Linked DNA regions of Homo sapiens: region 2 is linked to region 1. A link is a contact called in ENCODE Hi-C or POLR2A ChIA-PET data. All regions are on one chromosome and are shown on one strand. The core of a region is the stretch at or near the end of the contact, and the rest is flanking DNA. Distances in the headings are between cores, read along the strand shown.

Region 1 (4,056 bases), core at 273-2,772:
TACTAAAATTAGCTGGGCGTGGTGACAGGCGCCTGTAGTCCCAGCTACTCGGGAGGCTGAGGCAGAAGAATCGCTTGAACTCGGGAGGTGGAGGTTGCAGTGAGCCGAGATCGTGCCATTGCACTCCAGCCTGGGCAACAGAGTGAGACTGTCTCAAAAAAAAAAAAAAAAAAAAGAAGAGGAAGAAGAAGAAAGAAAAAGTGACAGAAAAATTGCTGCAGTAACTCAGCTGGAAACGGGTGGGCAAACCTGGAGAACTAGCTAATGCCTGCCTGGCTATGCCACCCCTCGGATCTCAGTGTGTTTATCCAAGCCCACAGAGAAAGGTGGGGAAGGGGAGCTGGGGAGACAAAGTTCCCCTCAAAGACGGTAGCATCCTTTCCCAGGGAGAGCTCAAGCATAGGGGGGTTGGGCCCCAACGAAGGAGAGAAACCAGGTTCCAGGGTATGTGCATTGGGGCAGAAAAGCGGCAGCAACTGGTGGGCGTGGGGTTATTGAAATATTGGCAGGTTGGGGAGGGGACTGGTGGGACACAAATGGGAAGATGGGGTTGAGAGAGGTCCTGAAAAGGGGTTGAGGGGTTTTCACAGGAAAAAAAGGTTACTGGAGGGGAGGGTCTTCACGGCAAGGAGAGAGGAGCTTGGGTGAGAGGTCTCCATAGGGAAAATAGGAGATGGCTGGGATTTCCCCCGGGGAAAATGGGAAGGGGCTGGATATTGGGGGTCTCCAGAGGGAAAATGGGAGGTGTGAGTATCTCACTACAGGAAAGAGGGAATAAGTGGGCAAAAATGGGTGGGTGGTTGAAGCGGGGGTCTTGCCACAGGGAAACCACGGTGGCTGAAGATCTCCGTGGGTTAAGAAATGGAGGCCGAGAAGGTCTCCCCATGAAAACGGGTACCTAGGAAGAGCTCCAGAGAAAAAAGATGGATGAGGTTCCCCACGCGGGAAATGGGGCTTGGAGGGGGTTAATCTCTATGGGGAGGTCGGGGCGGGCAGTGGGGGAAGAGGCCACTGGGAGGTCCGAGTTAGCTGGCGGGGGGTCTCCACCCGGGAGGTCAAGGCGGGCAGTGGGGGAGGAGGTCACGGGGAGGTCCGTGTTGGCTGGTGGCGGGGGGTCTCCACCGGGAGATCCGGTTGACTGGCGGGCTGGGGGAGATCGGGGTTGGCGGAAGGGGGACGAGGGGTTTCATGGGGGAGATCAAGTTGGCCATGGGAGCGGTTCTCTGAGGGGAGGCCGGGGTCGGCCCGGGGGTGGGGGTCCCCGCACAGGCCCAGCCTCACCGTCCGCCAGGGCTTCACTGCACTCGAAGCTGATCTCGAACCGGAAGGGGCTGTGGAAAGGGCTCGGGTTCTCCAGGACCGCCACGTTCAGCACCGACACCTTGGCCATCGCCTCGCCTCGCCGCGCCGCAGCAGGGGCAGGGGCTGTGGCTGTGGCGGAGGCCGCGCCTGGGTCCGGTGGGGTCAGTGGGGTAGGGCTGACCAGGTCCACTCCCGCCTCTTCTCTCCGAGAACTGAAGTGCGCACCTAGTCCGCGCGCCGCCTTCAAATAGCCGGCCTCCGCCCTCTGGCCAATCACCGCCAACGCTCCCTGGCGGCGCGCGCACCCCCTCAGCCAGTCCTGGAGCGCCGATCGGCGCGCGCCCAGACTCCTCGGACCAATCAGCGGAGCTCCCTCTCCGCAGCGTGTGAGGAGGGCGAAACTATCTCCAAGCTTCTTAGCGTGTCCGCTGGAAACCAATCCCCAGCGTCTCCGACTTGGATGTCAACGGCGGGAATGGACGGAGTCACAGCGCCGGCCTCCTTCTGGCCAATCCTGAGGGTTCCCGCACCGGCGTGGCCCGCCCCTCGCCTCGCTTTTCCGGGAGATGCATCCCGCAGCGCGCAGCGCCGCCACCCGCCGAGCGGTGGCGCGCGGCGCTCGCTAAAGAAGGCGGGAAGGGCGGTGCTCGCACCCGAAGTGATTGGCAGGAGGGAGTGGGGCGGAGATAAAGAGGGTTTTCTGAGAGTTTATTGGCTGGATTGGTAATGGTGGCGGGAGCAGAAGGAGGCTCAGCTGGGGATTCGCTGGAGAGAAGCGGAAGTCGAGCGCCACCGCGGTGTTGGCGAGTGTGAAGAGAGAGGAGGAGCGTTTGCGGCCTCAGCGTCTGTCAACAGGTGAGCGTTTCCTGGAGCTTTTCTGAGTGGCTCCTGACCCTTGAGGTCCAGCGGCGCGGGAGTCCGTTGTGAACGTTGCGAACGTTCGGAGTGGCGGTCACGAGGCGCGCTCAGACCTCGGGAATCCGGCCGGGTTCGGATCCCGCTTTCGCCCCCGAGGGGTTCGGATCCCGCTCTCGCCCCCGAGGGGTTCGGATCCCGCTCTCGCCCCCGAGGGGTTCGGATCCCGCTCTCGCCCCCGAGGGGTTTGGATCCCTCTCTCGCCCCCTTGAGGGCTCTTGGGAGGTTTCAAGCGGACGGTACTGAAAATGGGAGTTCCAGTTCGGGGGCAGACCAGTGTTCAGAGTCCGGGCTCTGCTACTCAGCGCCCGAGGCAGCGCCTCCCCATTCAACGGGGGCCGTGGCAATTCCCTGACATGATTCATGACCACATAATACATCCGGAAACTTCTCTCCACCGCCTCCCGTCTGGGCCGTCGCCCCCGGCCTGGGAGACTCCAGGTCTCAGAGTCTCTGCCCCCACGGGCGATCAGTGCTGCCCAGTGGAAAAATAATGCCAGCCGCGCACCAAAATTAGGTGTAAAATTAACATTTTTTGGAAGCCACTTTTTTTTTTTTGAGATGGAATCTCGCGCTGTCACTCAGGCTGGAGTGCAATGGCGCGATCTCGGCTCACTGCAACCTCTACCTCCCGGGTTCAAGCGATTCTCCTGCCTCAGCCTCCTGAGTAGCTGGGATTACAGGTGCCCACCACCACAACCAGCTAATTTTTTTTCTGTATTTTCAGTAGAGACGGGGTTTCACCATGTTGGCCAGGCTGGTCTCGAACTCCTGACCTCAAGTGATCCGCCCGCCTCGGCCTTCCAGAGTGCTGGGATTACAGGCGTGAGCCACTGTGCCCGGCCATATCTTTTTTTATTATTATTTGTAATTTTAGAGGCTGGTCATGGAGGATTTCTTGAGGCCAGGAGTTCAAGATCAGCCTGGGCAACATAACAAGACCTCATATCTACAAAAAATAAAAGAATAAGCCAGGTGTGGTAGTGCATACCTGTAGTGTCTGCTACTCCTGAAGCTGAGGCAGGAGGATCTCTTGAGCCCAGAATGCTCCAGCCACTGCACTCCAGCCTGAGTGTCAGAGTGAGACCCTGTCTCTAAAAATTAAAATTAAATTTTAAAAAAGAAAGTTCAGTTTAGCTGTCTTGATAGCCGCAGTTGAGTGCTCCTGAGCCCGTGTGACAAGTGGCTCCTGTATTACTGGACAGCGAAGGTCAGAAACACATTTGACCAGGTCACTTCTCCGGATGAGAGCATTGTCTTTGAAACTCTATGCTTTGTCTCCTGTTAACCACCCAGCTCCAACTTCAAACCAGGCTAAGTAACCCTCTTTTTGTTAAAATTCTGACAAGCCACTCCCAGTGCAAAGCCTCTGCCCAGAACCTCTTCTCCTAGGCTCTTGGCATGGCTTATGCCTTCTTGTCATTCAAGTCTCTGTTCAAATGTCCTCTCCCCAGAGAGGCCTTTCTAAGGGTGCTCTGGACAGTGTTCAAACTCACAGGCCGTACGCCTGAACAGCACTGAGCCAAGGCACTAGTATTTCTTACCCAGTCACCTCTGTGGGCTCACTAGGACTCACTCACTGTGCTAGTATGTTTTCCTTTTCCTTTTCTTTTTAAACAATCCAGTTCCTGTGGGATTTTTTTTTTTTAATAGAGGTCTGTTGCCCAGGCTGGAGTGCAAGTGGCATAATCGTGGCTCACTATAACCTGGAACTCTTGGGCTCAAGTGATCCTCCCACCTCAGCCTCCCGAGTGGCTGGGATCACCAGTGCGTGCCACCATGCCTAATTTGTTTTATTTTATTTTATTTTTTTTTTGAGAGGGAGTCTTGCTCTGTCAC
Region 2 (3,944 bases), core at 796-3,295, 750 kb after region 1:
TTTACAAAGAATTAGCAGATTTAAAGACCTCAGTGTAAAAGTCAGCAATATATGTTAGACGAATACATAGATAACTACATATAAGATCTTAGTGTAGACAAAGTATTTTAACTAACGCAAGAAAAAAAACTAAGAAAGTAGACATATTTTTAGGTAAATAAAAGTTAAAACTTTTTATGACCAAAAATGTTTCCTTAAATATTTCATTAACAGTCAATGAGGAGGGCAATATAATTGGATCACAGCTGTAATCCCAGTGCTTTGGGAGGCTGAGTAGGGAGGTCACCTGAAGCCAGGATTTTGAGAACAGCCGGGGCATCATAGTGAGAACCAGGCTCTAAAAAGTAAACCAAAAAAGTTAACGATCCCAAAGAAATACAAACTCCCATCAGAGAATACTATAAACACCTCTATGCAAATAAGCTAGAAAATCTAGAAGAAATGGATAAATTCCTGGACACATACACCCTCTCAAGACTAAACCAGGAAGAAGTCAAATCCCTAAATAGACCAATAACAAGTTCTGAAATTGAGGCAGTAATTAATAGCCTACCAACCAAAAAGAGGCCCAGGACCAGTCAGTTTCACAGCTGAATTCTGCCGGAGGTACAGAGAGGACCTGGTATCACTCCTTCTGAAACGATTTCAAACAATGGAAAAAGAGGGACTCCTCCCCAGCTCAATTTATGAGGCCAGCATCATCCTGATACCAAAACCTGGCAGAGACACAACAAAAAAAGAGAAAATTTCAGGCCAATATCCCTGATGAACATCAATGTGAAAATCCTCAGTAAAATACTGGCAAACTGAATCCAGCAGCACATCAAAAAGCTTATCCAGCATCATCAAGTCGGCTTCATCCCTGGGATGCCAGGCTGGTTCAACATATGCAAATCAATAAATGTAATCCATCACATAAATAGAACCAATGACAAAAACTACATGATTATCTCAATAGATGCAGAAAAGTCCTCCGATAAAATTCAACTCCCCTTCATGCTAAAAACTCTCAGTAAACTAGGTATTGATGGAACATAACTCAAAATAATCAGAGCTATTTATGACATACCCACAGCCAATATCATACTGAATAGGCAAAAGCTGGAAGCATTCCCTTTGAAAACTGGCACAAGACAAGTGTGCCCTCTCTCACCACTCCTATTCAACATAGTGTTGGAAGTTCTGGCCAGGGCAATCAGGCAAGAGAAGGAAGTAAAGGGTATTCAAATACAAAGAGAGGAAGTCAAATTGTCTCTGTTTGCAGATGACATGATTGTATATTTAGGAAACCCCATCGTCTCAGCCCAAAATCTCCTTAAGCTGATAAGCAACTTCAGCAAAATCTCAGGATACAAAATCAATGTGCAAAAATCACAAGCATTCCTATACAGCAATAATAGACAGAGAGCCAAATCATGAGTGAACTCCCATTCACAATTGCTACAAAGAGAATAAAATACCTAGGAATATAACCTACAAGGGATGTGAAGGACTTCTTCAAGGAGAACTACAAACCACAGCTCAAGGAAATAAGAGAGGACACAAACAAATGGAAAAACATTCCATGCTCATGGAAAGGAAGAATCAATATCTTGAAAATGGCCATACTGCCCAAAGTAATTTATAGATTCAATGCTATCCCCATCAAGCTAACATTGACTTTCTTTACAGAGTTACAAAAACTACTTTAAATTTCATATAGAACCAAAAAATAGCCCGTATAGCCAAGACATTTCTAAGCAAAAGGAACAAAGCTGGAGGAAATGATTGGCTCTCAGGTGACCTCAGGTTAATATTCACGGCTCTTGTTCTTCCTGACCTTTCCTACAGTACCCACTGGGCTCTGGGACTTACCCTACTGAGTTTTCTGAAAGGAAGGTCTCCATGGAGAAGTGTAAATTCCTCTCTAGCAGGTTGATGGTGGAGATGGAATCTCTGTCTCAAGACAAGGCATCAGGAAAAGTTGAAGCATCATCTATACTTGAGCCAGACTAAGGACTCCAAATGAAACCACCATGTCATTTCCAGCCCAAGGTTGCATATGCTGAGGGACTGCAGCAGAGGAGATATTTATGGCTTCGTATATCTGCTGATTAGATACCTTTCCTCCTGTTATTCCAACTCTGAACACATCAGTTTCCTGGGGGACGTTGCCCTGCACTGAAACAAATGTCATTGTTGTTTTTTTTTTCTGTATCGTCTATTCCCAAGACACTATGTTAAAAGTGAGGTGTATCCAGGCTTTATTACTCCTTCCCCGTGGACTTCCTTGGCTTCCAGAGTCCCATTCTCCTAGCACCTTCTCCCAGCCTTCAGTGAAAATTTCCTCCAAAGTCTAAACTGAGGAACCTGTCTTGACTAGGTCCCTTGAGTCTCCAAAGCACTGGCTTGTGATGGAAACTCAGCTCTTGACATATCCAGAAAATGGCAATTTACCTTTGCAAGGAGATGAACTGTGTTCTGTTCATATAAAACCATGGGTACTACATTTCTTGGCTTCATGTTGCTTTTGCCAAAACATTAGAATTTCATATATATATTTTTTTGAGATGGAGTCTTGTTGTATCACCTGAGCTGGAGTGCAAAAACATTAGCCGGGTGTGGTGGCAGTTGCCTGTAATCCCAGCTATGCAGGAGGCTGAGGCAGGAGAATTGCTTGAACCCGGGAGGTGGAGGTTGCAGTGAGCCAATATGGCGCCATTTCTCTCCAGCCTGGGTAATAAGAACAAAACTCCATCTCACTAAAAAAAAAAAAAAAAGTGTTAGAACAGGCAAGCAGGATCAACTGATTAAGTTCACAGAAAAAAATGGGGGGATTTCCAAGTTTGTGCAGAAGGACAGCTGCAACACATTCTGCTTTGCAGTGAGGAATTCAGGGCACTCATGCTCCAGGACACCAGAACCCACAGTCCAAAGATCCCAGGATTCATGATGACCCTGTAGTGCAGGGGGTGACAGATGGCCACAAAGTGGTCATAGGCCATCACAGTCTGCAGAAATACATTCATCCCTGCAAAGAGTAGGAAAAGTTTGTGATTCTGGAAAAGTTTCTTGGGAAAGGACATGCCTTGCTTCTCGGAGACAGAAATTTGTGATCATGAAGGGACACCTGCTTCCAGGGGTCCACACGGGGAGGAGATTGCATGAGTGTCCTTCCACGTCTGCTTTATTATACTCAGGGACATCTTCTCTGTCCTCCTCTGCCTGGCTCCAAAAATTCACATTAAAAATGTTTAGACTCCTTTTATTTTATTTTATGTTCTGGGGTACATATGCAGGATGTGCAGGTTTGCTACATAGGTAAACGTGTGCCATGGTGGTTTGCTGCACCTATCAATCCATCACCTAGGTATTAAGCCCCACAGGCATTAGCTAGTTTTCCTAAGGTTCTCCCTCCCCCCCACCCCACCCCCCAACAGGGCTCAGTGTGTGTTGTTCCCCTCCTTATGTCTATATGTTCTCATTGATCAGGTCCCACTTATAAGTGAGTGCATGTGGTATTTGATTTTCTGTTTCTGCGTTAGTTTGCTGAGGGTAATGGCTTCCAGCTTCATCCACGTTCCTGCAAAAGACATGAACTTGTTCCTTTTTATGGCTGCATAGTATTTCATGGGGTATATGTACCACATTTTCTTTATCCAGTCTATCACTGGTGGGCATTTGGGTTGATTCTATGTCTTTGACATGAACAGACACTTCTCAAAAGAAGACATTCCTGTGGCCAACAAACATATGAAAAAAAGCTCAATATCATTGATCATTATAGAAATGCAAATCAAAACCACAATGAGATACCATCTCATGCCAGTCAGAATGGCAATGATTAAAAAGTCAAGAAACAGATGCTGGCAAGGTTGCAGAGAAATAAGAATGTTTTTACACTGTTAGTGGGAATGCAAATTAGTTCAACCAGTGTGGAAGACAGTGTAGTGATTCCTCAAAGA

What was found. A loop is a pair of places that touch in the nucleus more often than their neighbours do. ChIA-PET counts read pairs that join two places held with the same protein, here RNA polymerase II (POLR2A). Pooled maps may share reads with other maps.
Region 2: a loop to region 1 is called in a map of mammary epithelial cell, with 14 times the contacts of the local background. The contact joins the promoter of OR7A17 here to the promoter of ASF1B in region 1. A Hi-C loop is called at or near these places in 1 of 168 maps with a recorded cell type or tissue (mammary epithelial cell) and 7 of 50 pooled maps. POLR2A ChIA-PET finds 5 or more read pairs at or near these places in 1 of 52 experiments (HepG2).

Annotation. Positions count from the first base shown.
Region 1 is chr19:14,135,067-14,139,122 of GRCh38, forward strand. ASF1B (anti-silencing function 1B histone chaperone) reads right to left here and starts at 1,523. Exons shown (of 4, transcript NM_018154.3): 1 at 1,282-1,523. The coding sequence starts at 1,390. It overlaps ADGRL1-AS1 (ADGRL1 antisense RNA 1), which reads left to right and starts at 2,086. Exons shown (of 3, transcript NR_045214.1): 1 at 2,086-2,157. RefSeq lists a silencer at 1,289-1,338 and enhancers at 1,669-1,808, 1,886-2,512, 2,009-2,168.
Region 2 is chr19:14,884,087-14,888,030 of GRCh38, forward strand. It overlaps OR7A17 (olfactory receptor family 7 subfamily A member 17), which reads right to left and starts at 2,046. Exons shown (of 3, transcript NM_030901.2): 1 at 1,855-2,046. It also overlaps the pseudogene OR7A18P.